Regions from separate parts of the Homo sapiens genome. Here regions 1 and 2 are each linked to region 3. Evidence: chromatin contacts called from ENCODE Hi-C or POLR2A ChIA-PET data. All regions are on one chromosome and are shown on one strand. The core of a region is the stretch at or near the end of the contact, and the rest is flanking DNA. Distances in the headings are between cores, read along the strand shown. Region 1 overlaps RORA (RAR related orphan receptor A). Region 2 overlaps RORA (RAR related orphan receptor A). Region 3 holds the start of BNIP2 (BCL2 interacting protein 2).

Evidence for each region. Hi-C counts contacts between places; a loop is a spot of excess contacts on that map. ChIA-PET counts read pairs that join two places held with the same protein, here RNA polymerase II (POLR2A). Pooled maps may share reads with other maps.
Region 1: a map of naive thymus-derived CD4-positive, alpha-beta T cell shows a loop between it and region 3 (5-fold over the local background). The contact joins the enhancer-like site here to the promoter of BNIP2 in region 3. A Hi-C loop is called at or near these places in 4 of 168 maps with a recorded cell type or tissue (B cell, CD8-positive, alpha-beta T cell and naive thymus-derived CD4-positive, alpha-beta T cell), 4 of 37 single-sample maps with no recorded cell type and 15 of 50 pooled maps. POLR2A ChIA-PET finds 5 or more read pairs at or near these places in 2 of 52 experiments (B cell and activated naive CD4-positive, alpha-beta T cell).
Region 2: a loop to region 3 is called in a pooled map, with 4 times the contacts of the local background. The contact joins the enhancer-like site here to the promoter of BNIP2 in region 3. A Hi-C loop is called at or near these places in 3 of 50 pooled maps. POLR2A ChIA-PET finds 5 or more read pairs at or near these places in 2 of 52 experiments (CD8-positive, alpha-beta memory T cell and PC-9).

What each region holds. Positions count from the first base shown.
Region 1 is chr15:60,582,660-60,585,779 of GRCh38, forward strand. The region is part of intron 2 of RORA (RAR related orphan receptor A); the gene reads right to left. All of the region lies in intron 3 of RORA-AS1 (RORA antisense RNA 1), which reads left to right. Among named protein-coding and RNA genes, the nearest start is that of RORA-AS2, 97 kb to the right of the region's middle. RefSeq lists an enhancer at 2,380-2,429. Within about 2 kb of position 1,437, at least 5 of the 41 ENCODE cell types and tissues checked have a DNase peak (open chromatin) inside an H3K27ac peak, as active enhancers do; they include CD8-positive, alpha-beta T cell, where a contact is called at or near this core.
Region 2 is chr15:60,505,667-60,509,204 of GRCh38, forward strand. All of the region lies in intron 5 of RORA (RAR related orphan receptor A), which reads right to left. The region is part of intron 2 of RORA-AS1 (RORA antisense RNA 1); the gene reads left to right. Among named protein-coding and RNA genes, the nearest start is that of RORA-AS1, 28 kb to the left of the region's middle. RefSeq lists an enhancer at 2,507-2,616. Within about 2 kb of position 2,270, at least 3 of the 41 ENCODE cell types and tissues checked have a DNase peak (open chromatin) inside an H3K27ac peak, as active enhancers do.
Region 3 is chr15:59,688,070-59,691,470 of GRCh38, forward strand. It overlaps BNIP2 (BCL2 interacting protein 2), which reads right to left and starts at 1,251. Exons shown (of 10, transcript NM_004330.4): 1 at 1,066-1,251. RefSeq lists an enhancer at 957-1,605 and a silencer at 1,019-1,528.

The sequences.
Region 1 (3,120 bases), core at 187-2,686, 890 kb after region 3:
CTTTAAAAATGTAGCAATACTTGAGCTCTACACCTTGGGACCAGTAAAATCAGAAATCTGTAAGAGCACAGCCTGGGCTTATATATCTTTTAAAAACTCTTTAGATAGATTAATACGCAGACCAGGTTGGGAGCAGATGACCTGTGAGGTCTATTGCAAAATGTTCACCATCAGTTGGGAAAATTTTTTGATTCAGTTCCCTGATGTTGACCCATGAGGCCATAAGCATTTCTAAACCATTATACTGTTTTTACATTGGCCTAGCTGTTGTTATTATCTGCATTTATCTAGTTCATTGATATGTTTACTTAAGTATTACCTACCTCTCCCACCAGAATGTACACTCACAGAGACCAGAGACTGACATGATCACTGCTGTCCCCTCGGCCGCCAGCATCACATCTGCCACAATAATGAGATAGATACTACACCAGCATTTTCAAAAGAAAAAGGGGGCTGGTGTCGCAGTGTGGAAGCAGGCAGGTAGTCCTTCTCCACACCAGCCAGAGGAAGTCTACTTTCATCTATCCCACCAGACTAGAATCTAAGCTGCACGAAGGCAGCATTTGGTCTCCCCTGTTTGGATGTCACCTCCAGAGCCTGGACACTGGCAGATACACACCAGATGCTCAGTGCCTGAGAAAGGCCATGTGCTAAACAGGAAGCACTGATCAGCTTCCAGGGCACTGAAACCTTTACTTTGTCGCTGAATAAAGCAACCTTGAAAAGACATCACTGTTTCCACTGAGTTGGCCTTGACTTCTGCAGTAAGACTCTTAGCCTGCTCCTGCTAAGTGGTCACAGTATTGGCAAGACCCAGCCCAGGCACACAGTGAAGGCTAAAATACATTGTGTCTATGTCACATGCAGAGGCTGGGGCTTCTGGACAAGGCTTTATGACGAAAAGGAGTACAGTATTTGAAAAGTCTCACAGCAGCCTCCAGCACCAAAACAGCCTCAGGGTTCTCTCCTGTTTGGGCCACTTGGGGTAAGAGATTTGAGGGAACAGTCTGCCCACTTGCTTCTGCATGCTGGTTGATAGCAAGGCCAAAGTTAACAGAAAAATATTTCAAGTGTGTTAATAACAATGCCAGAAATTGCTCACATCTGGCACCTCTTCCATGCTGAAGGGAGTGAACTAAAGAGAAGTGAATGGTTACCTTAATATAATTTACCTTTCTGAGATTCCCTTTCCTCGTGAGTAAGAGGAAAGGGTTAGCCCCGAGCAGTGGTTCCCAAACCTGTCTTATCCTCACAAGAGGATCTTTTACAAAAGAAGATTCCTTGGCCTCCCCTCCTAGGCTTTTGGAAGCAGGATCTGTGCAGGTGTTGCTGGAGAAAGGCATTTATTTTTTAAATGCTTCCCAGATGACTGTGAAGATCAATGACATTTGGGAACCACTAGAGGACTGGAGGACTCTGCGGTCCACCTGGCTCTGACAGGCTAGAACAGAGAGCTTCACAAAGTGAGGCCTAAGGACCAGTTGCATCAGAAACATCTGAGATGCTGTGTAAATACATGCCTTCGTGGGCCTCACCCCAGACTGACAGAATCAAACTCTGTGTGAGACCCAGGGATCCGCCTTCTTAAGACTCTCTGGAGTATGGGTTCTACTCTACAGTTTCAGAACCACTGTTTCAGGCAGGATTTTAGAGCTAACTTATGGCTTATGTGGAAGCAAATCATGTTCATCCATAAGTATAGGGTTTGACTTTATCCAGTTACATTAACATTTCATTGCATTGTTTGGCATGTCACAGAAATCTCCTTTGTTTTAAATGGCATGTAGCTTATAGCAAATGCAAATGTGTAAGTCCAACAGCCATAAAGCAGCCTTCTCTGACTAAGTGTGGCTGCCAACTTCTCAGTGCATTTTTTAAATGCTGATTCATGGCTTAAGACACTTGATTGGGAGGAAGGTGTCTCAGCTCCTATTATAAAAGCACAAAGGTGGTACCTGAATTACCTAGCACACAATAGGCACTTAAGTATTTGCTGAAACAAATTTATTTACTTATTTTCACCCACTGTTCTACAGAAGATTTGAAGTGAGATGAACAAATAAAAAGAAGGAGAAAAAAAACCTTTCCAACAACCGAAAAATGAAAATAACATTCTGTGAAAAAGAGAATACTTCTCATGTGGTGAAAAAAAATCACACTTCTGGGTGGCGCAGTTTGTAAAACGGTTGGCTTCAATAACTGATCTGAAACTTAACCACAAGTCTTCACTTCTGAACCACTGCCTTATTTCTATGATAGAAAGGTTTAAACAGCAGTTTTTCCTTGCTTTTTATTTTTTTTCTTCTTTTTCATGAAACGCTGCAATTTCATCTTTCTAATAGGAACACGTAAGCACTATTATCCTTTACAAGCCTGGTGATTATTTGTCATTATTATTACCCTGGTTATTCTAGCTCAGATCAGCTTTGACTTCTTCAGCAATGCAAAATTCATATAAACGTGCATTCTTATACCTCTGTGTAGCACCAGGAACAAATAACATTTAAGCAAATAGGAAGATCTATATTCATTCCTCAGATTCCGACACAGAAATCAGATTGTTTTACCATTGTTTCACACTTGTTATAACACCAAAATCCAAATCCACAATCCACTTGTATTATCTATTTATCCTAAAAAATATGCAAATGAATGCTTGTCGCTACCTCATGCAGAGTTTCTGACATATCCTCTATCTTATTTTTTAGGCAAACTGTATATACTTAAGTGAACCAAATGATCTAACCATAAATCTTCAGAAACCAAGGGGTTAATAGTTTTTTTCATCCATGTTTAAAATTGTTTTATTACCCCCCAAAAGCTACTGTAGTTTACTTTTTTACTAAATGTTTATCATTTTTGAAAAAGAAAAGCTCTAGATTTAAAAAGGGGAAACGCTGAATTTAGCTCATCAAATGACGACCTCTTTTTAAAAGATATTCAAGGGTTGGGAATTAGAATGGAGTTTGAAACTTAAAAAAATACGAGGATTACTAAAAATGTCATAACAATTGTTGACTCACAAACCAAATTTCACTTAAATTTAATATTGAGCCAAACAGCAAATAAATCAGCTTTAAGTTAAAAATTTTTTTTCCTTTACTTCCTGCCAAGCAA
Region 2 (3,538 bases), core at 1,020-3,519, 820 kb after region 3:
AAGTTCTTTGAATAATTGGTGATTTAATATTTGCTTTAAGAAATAACAAGTAGAAAACAATGTGCTGTGCGAGTTTTGACTGTCTTTACACATTTAAACAAGTAATTTGGAACTGTTTTGTATTTGGGAACGTGAAGGAGGACAGGGACTTTGCAAAGCCAGCATTTGAAGATAAGACCTGCTGACTTCAAAGACCCTCCTGACTTTGCCCTTGTTCTGTGCCTTTATACCAATGTCTAGGAATGAAAAAATATTGACCTAGATAGACATAGGAAATGATTGACGTGGTGCTTCTTCTTGGCATTTTTATGAAGACACATCTGCCACATAACATTGACCTGGGAAGGATTATTCTTATTCTTGAAAAACTAGAAAATGATATTCTTTTATGGTGACAACTAGGTATTTCTTTTGTTTTTCCTGCAAATTGCAGAACAAGCATTACTGAGGGCCTACCATGTGGCTATGCATAGTGTAGTTGTGAAGCCACATACTCTGGAGCTAGACCATTTGAGTCTGTATCTCAGCTCTGCTGCTTACTAGCTGTGTGATCTCGGGTATGTTATTTAACCTCTTTGTGCTTGGTTTCCTCATTTGTAAAATGAGGGAAATGGTACCTATTTCACAGGGCTGCCATGAGAATTAAAAGAGTTGAGCCCTTAGAATGGGGAGGATTACTTAGAATGTGCTACAGAATATTAGTTATTATTATACTTGAGCATAAGGAGTTTGAAGATATGAAAGACCTAGAGGCCAAAGAAGTTTTCTCTAGGAGCTTGTAATCTGGTGAACACGTATGAACACACTGGAAGGACAATTCAAGTCTAGATAATAAGGTATAAAGTTGAATTACAGAAGAAGAGAAAGAAAAAAGTAATTGAAGCTGTCAGAAAAGGAAGAGATTGGCTGGGTGTGGTGGCTCACGCCTGTAATCCCAGCACTTTGGGAGGCTGAGCTGGGCAGACCACTTGAGGTCAGGAGTTCAAGACCAGCCTGGCCAACATGGTGAAACCCTGTCTCTATTAAAAATACAAAAAAAAATTGGCGTGGTGTTGGCTGTCTGTGATCCCAGCTACTTGAGAGGCTGAGGCAGGTGGATCACCTGAGGTCAAGAGTTCGAGACCAGCCTGGCCAACATCATGAAACCCTGTCTCTACTGAAAATACAAAAATTAGCTGGGCGTGGTGGCGGGTGCTTGTAATCCCAGCTACTTGGGAGGCTGAAGCAGGAGAATCGCTTGAACCTGAAAGCTGGAGGTTGCAGTGAGCCGAGATCACACCACTGCACTCCAGCCTGGGCAATAGAGCGAGACTCCCTCTTAAAAAAAAAAAAAGAAAATTATATCTGGGGAAATGGAACAAGCAGTTTTGTGCTTGGTGTATTGGAGCACAGAGAAGCTCAGGCAGGAGGACCACATAGAAGGCTGCTAGAATCTAGATGCCAGGAACTAACAATTTGGAGCAGCTTGGTAATAATTGTTCTGGAAGGGAAGGATGATTAAAGAAGTATTTTTTAAAAGAATTGACAAAATCCCATGAATATAAAACCATATCAAAAAATGATCCCTCTCCCTAGGGTTTTGAGTATAGAATAGGCAAGTCATTTTAAAAGAACGGTGCTGAATGCAAACTTGGCAACACTAGGGAGAATATCTTTTTGTTTGGAAATTTGTTACTGCTTTTGTCAAACAGAAGCAGACTTGTTTGTGTGAAAACAGAGCAGGTTCACCTAAATGGAGCTGGAAACCAGAATCTCCTTAGAGACACTGAAACATAATAAACCTGAATGGCCCTACTTGGCAACACATAGACACTAAAACAGCATGAATAAATAACATAAAAAATAAAACACAAATAAAAGAACAAATGTAAAGGAAAGAATGAGAAACTGAGAGTGAGAGAGAGAAGCCAGTAAATTACATGTCTTAGAATCAATGACGCTGGAGAATAGGTGAGTAAAGACAAAAATAATGGGGAGTAAGAAACAAGAAAATACATAAATAAGGTAGTGAACTACCTCTTTTGGAAAGAACTCTCACTATATAAGGTCGTTTCTAGAATGTAAACCAATTTTTGCCGATAAAAAAATGATGAAGATGAAGAGTCTTCGCAGGGAAGTAGGGGGGGATGCTGTGGAGTGAAGGATGAGAAGAGGCTCATATCATTTCCTTCCAGGTTATGTTTCATTTCTAGTTAATAAGATACTTAGCATCTTGTGGTTTCACTTTGTCTTAAGAAACTGTGGCCACTTATCCCTACCTATTTAAAACAGCCAATAAAAAGTGAGACAACAAATCATGCAGTGTACCTGACATACCAGTAGAGGGCAGTGGTTGCATTCACACCATCTGCTCACCAACAGCCTTTCATTCCAATTCATAGTCGATTTGGCAAGTGTAAGATTTTAGACACTTTGCTATTTTTAAATCTCCATTTCAGCAAAGGCGAGTATGGTCAGGCTGAATAAAATTCGAGAATTTAAGCGTGGTCTCTCAGATAAAGTCTGGAATAGTGAAATACCTTGGGCTAGGAGTTAGGAGACCTGGCTTCTGTCTGAGCTCAGCAGATAATCTATAGTCTACCTCACTTTGTGACTGGGGCAAGTCATGTGCCCCAACCATGACTGCTTCAGCAATACAGCCAGCGCCTCGATACTTCAGATGGGAAGTCCTCGCTTCTGAGTTAGTCACAGATTTTCATAGTGGGAAGGAACTTTAGATAGCATCTGGTCCAAACTGTCCTTGTTTAACAAATAATAATGACATTAATAATTATGATAGCAGTTAACACATATAGCATTCACTATATGCCAGTCCCACATAATTTGTGTCTATCCTGAATATGTATGTTTTCTCACTTAATCCTTATAACAACCCCAAGAGAAAGGTACTAGTATTATCTCCATTTTACAGAGGAGGAAACTGAACCACAGTGAAGTGACTTCTTCAAGGTGTCACAGCTGGCAAGTAGCAGAGCTATGATTCAGACACAGACCTTTATATTCTAGGAGTAGAGAAACTACAGCTCGCAGATGTTACGTGGTGTATACTGGGTTGTATAACTTATATTAATGCCAGGACCACAACCCATATAAGCGGATTTCTTGTCTCATGCTTTGCCCAGTATATCAGCTGTTTCTCCTGCGCAAAGCTTTAGATATCAATTATAGTAACAAACCTAATTTGCACTTAAAACCTAGGTCGTTTATCTGGAATGTCTAATTCAGGTACTAATTGTACACCAAGGGCAAAATTTCCTAGCCAAGGATGAAGTCATATTTTTCACTAAAAGTAATAGGTTGTGCATACTACACTTGAAAGAGAGAATTGGACTTAGGATGTGTTGGTTTATAATTTATTTTCCTATTATACAATTGGTTTCACTTGTTTAAAATCTGATGACAAAGTTTAGCCTAAAATGAAGTCAAGAGTCTTAGTTAAAGAGATAGCAGGCTTTAAGCCCCAAAAGAAATACCAGGGAAATTTAAGTAGCTTTGGAGAAGCAGCAACAAGACTTGGGCCACTTTCATGATACTCTTA
Region 3 (3,401 bases), core at 1-2,500:
GTTTGCAGAAGTGGATCTGTCATACTTCCGGTCTAAGCCCAGCAGTATTAGGCTGCACTAGAGAATATGAAGACTAGGAATAGAGTTTAGAGAAAATGTAAACCAAAAAGAACTAAGAATATGTGCAAAATGATCAAGAAACTAGTCTGCAGGGGTAACTTAATTGGGTAAGGTCAGTTGTAACTTTGAGGAAACATCCATTTACAAATTACAGAATTTGTTTCTACAATTGCAGAGATTCCTATAAAATGTTAGAAAAACTACATTTAATTGAAAATACGAAATCAGGTATTAGGTGAAATAGAGATCCTAATCAAGAGAAGGTGAGAATGAAAAAAGCAACACTAAAATGCAATCACATAGTTTATTCAATTAAATAAATAGGAGGCACCGTAACTATCTTGATGCAACACCGGAAAAGCTGTTTCGTCAAAGAGCTCACAAGACACAGACAAGTAACTCTCCAGCGGCATGAAATGCATCCAGAAATCCAAACCATTTTGCCAGGTATTTAAACAGAAAGGGTTGTGTCTAGATTCACGCGGGGACTCGGCTTTTGACGTACACACTCTGTATTTGGTTTAGCGTACTAGGGAAGATCTATTAAAGCCCTGATTACTTATGCTGCTTCCGTGTCTATTCCCCGCGGTTACGAGGCATACCAGAAGTCCAAGTTTCTTTGTTCTGTACCAGGACGGACGCTGGTCATAAATACTGAACCATCGTAGCCCAGCCACTTCACCCACACCAGGGTAAAAGGGTGGGGGAGCGGAGGAGGGGCAAGGTTCCATCCCGAGCACAACTACCAGAAACGGAAAAGCGACGGGGTGGGGGGCCAAACTGCCAAATACAAACAGGACCCAAGCCAAGGGCGGGGACCTAAGCAGGGCGGGGATCCAGGAAGCACCTCCCGAGCAGGTTCTATGGCTCCCCCTACCAAGGGTAACTCTCTGGGTTTCCTCTCCCCGGACGTCGTGGGCACGCGCCCGACAGACTTTCGCCCCTAGGCCGGTTCCCAGTCCAGCTCCGGAGCCACCGTGCCGAGTTCTCCCAGGCCGCACTCACCCCGGAGGAAGCCTTGGCCCCCTCGTCCTCTTCGCCCCTCCAGGCCGGCGACGTGGGGCTGACGGCCAGGTCGCAAAAAGCAGGGCCGAGCGGAGCCCGCTCCCCTCGGTCGGCGGTGGAGACCCCGGCCCAATCCCCCGGCCGCAGCGGTACGGCGTCGGCGGCAGCAGCTGACCCGGACACAGTGAGAAGCCCCGGCGGAAGTGATAACATCCCGACCTCCTCCGGGCGCGGCAGCCGGCGGTGGAGGCGGCGGGGGCGTGGCGGCGGCGGAGGCGTGGCGTCTTCTTGAAACCCACACAGCATCCCCCCAACCCCCTCAGACGTCACGGGCTAGCGCTCGCGCCTGCACTCGCGGGGTCGGCCTTCCTTGCCTGTGGGCGGACCCGTCGCGTCGACTCCTTATTGGTGGCGTTACTACGCCTCAAGGCGTTTCTTCCCTCTTTGCTGTTCGCAGGGACGCTGCCTGGTAGTTTCAGTTACTTTTGTTTTCTTTCTGCCTGCCTTTATTGATCATTACAGTAGGTGAAATTATCGATATCAATAATAATATTGTAATACAATAGGTGCAATTATCAATATCAATATTATTACAACAGGTGCAATTATCAGTATCATTACAATAGGTGCAATTATCAGCGATCAATAATGTGAATTATAAAATGGATGAAATAAGGGGAGGAGGTCGGGCGCGGTGGTTTACGCTTGTAATCCCAGCACTTTGGGAGGGCGAGGCGGGTGGATTACCGGAGGTCAAGAGCTCGAGACCAGCCTGGCCAACATGGTGACACCTCGTCTCTACTAAACAAACAAAAATTAGCTGGGCGTGGTGGCGCGCGTCTGTAATCCCAACTACTCAGGAGGCGAGGGCGGAGGCGGAGGCGGAGTTGGAGTTTGCAGTGAGCCGAGATCGTGCCATTGCACTCCAGCTTGGGCAACAGAGCAAAAACTCCGTCTCAAATAAAAGGAAAAAGGAAAAAAAAAAAAAAAGAAAAAGAAAAAAAAGAAATAAGGCGAGGAAAAATATCCGAGGCATCATTTTGGGGAGTTAGGCCTCAGAAGCGACCTTAGAGTTTGGTAATATTTGAGTGTGAAAAGCTTTACAGCAGTGCTTCTCTTCACTGGGGGAACGGTCGGTTTATTTTTTTCAATTTTCAATTAGTTTTTGACAAGTTAATAAAACAGAAAAATGAAAAGACATACAAAGTCCAAGTCAAAACTTTTTATCGTTAGAGTTAACAGCCATAAAATTACCTGCAAAATTGACATAGAGTTTTCTACTCTCTCTCTGTGAACCATTTGCAAACAGTTCTCAGAAGAGCCCAGGTCTATAGACCATGGTTAGAGTACTCAAGGTAAACTACTCAAATTAGACCATACTCAGCTGTAGAGTTTCAACCAAATGAGATTTGTTTGGAGAACATCATAGTCTCTCTCAGTTGGGCGTGCTGGCTCATGACTGTAATCCCAGCACTTTGAGAGGCCGAGTCGGTAGATCGCCAGACCTCAGGGCAACATGGCGAGACCCCATCTCTTAAAAAAAAAAAAAAAAAAAGAGACAGAGAAAGAAAGAAAGAAAAAGAAGCAAAGAGAAAGAAAGGAAGAAAGAAAGAAAAGAAGAAAATTAGGTGGGCTTGGTGGCATGCACCTGTGGTCCCAGCCACTTGGGAGGCTGAGGTGGGAGACTCTCTGGAGCCTGGCAGGCGGCGGTTGTAGTGAGCCAAGATCGCGCCACTCCACTCCAGCCTGGGTGACAGCGAAACCCTGTCTTAAAAAAAAAAAAAAGTCCCTTTCCAAAGTTTCATCTGATAAATCCATAGAAAGGCTCAGCATCAAGTATTTGGGTGATTCCATTGGGGTACGATCAGGCCTGAGGGGAACAGAAAAGCTCAAAATTTTAAATCATTGACTAAAAATGCAGCATTCTGCCTGGATTTCACATTGCTTTGGCAACATTTACCCACCATTGGTAGATTAAAGTCCGTCTCTTTGATAAAATGGGAAGAAAATAGTACCTACCTTATAGGGTTTTTGTGAGATGAATTCATATATATGTATTAGGACCTTGGTTGTCATATTGTAATCACATTTAAGTATTAGGTATTCTTTTTATCCTAGTCTAGCAATTTCACTAAATAGCTAGTAGAGAAAACAAAACTGATCAACAGAGCTTTAGCTAAACAACTACTTGGGCCAAGAAATTTCATCTTGATTTACAGAAGTTTTTGTAGTTTCATACTTTGCTTCTTCAGTTCTGCAATGTGCAGAATTCCCCACAGGGTGGCAGAAAATCACTGGAAATCATATATAGTTATGTGATTTCTTTTTTTTAAGAT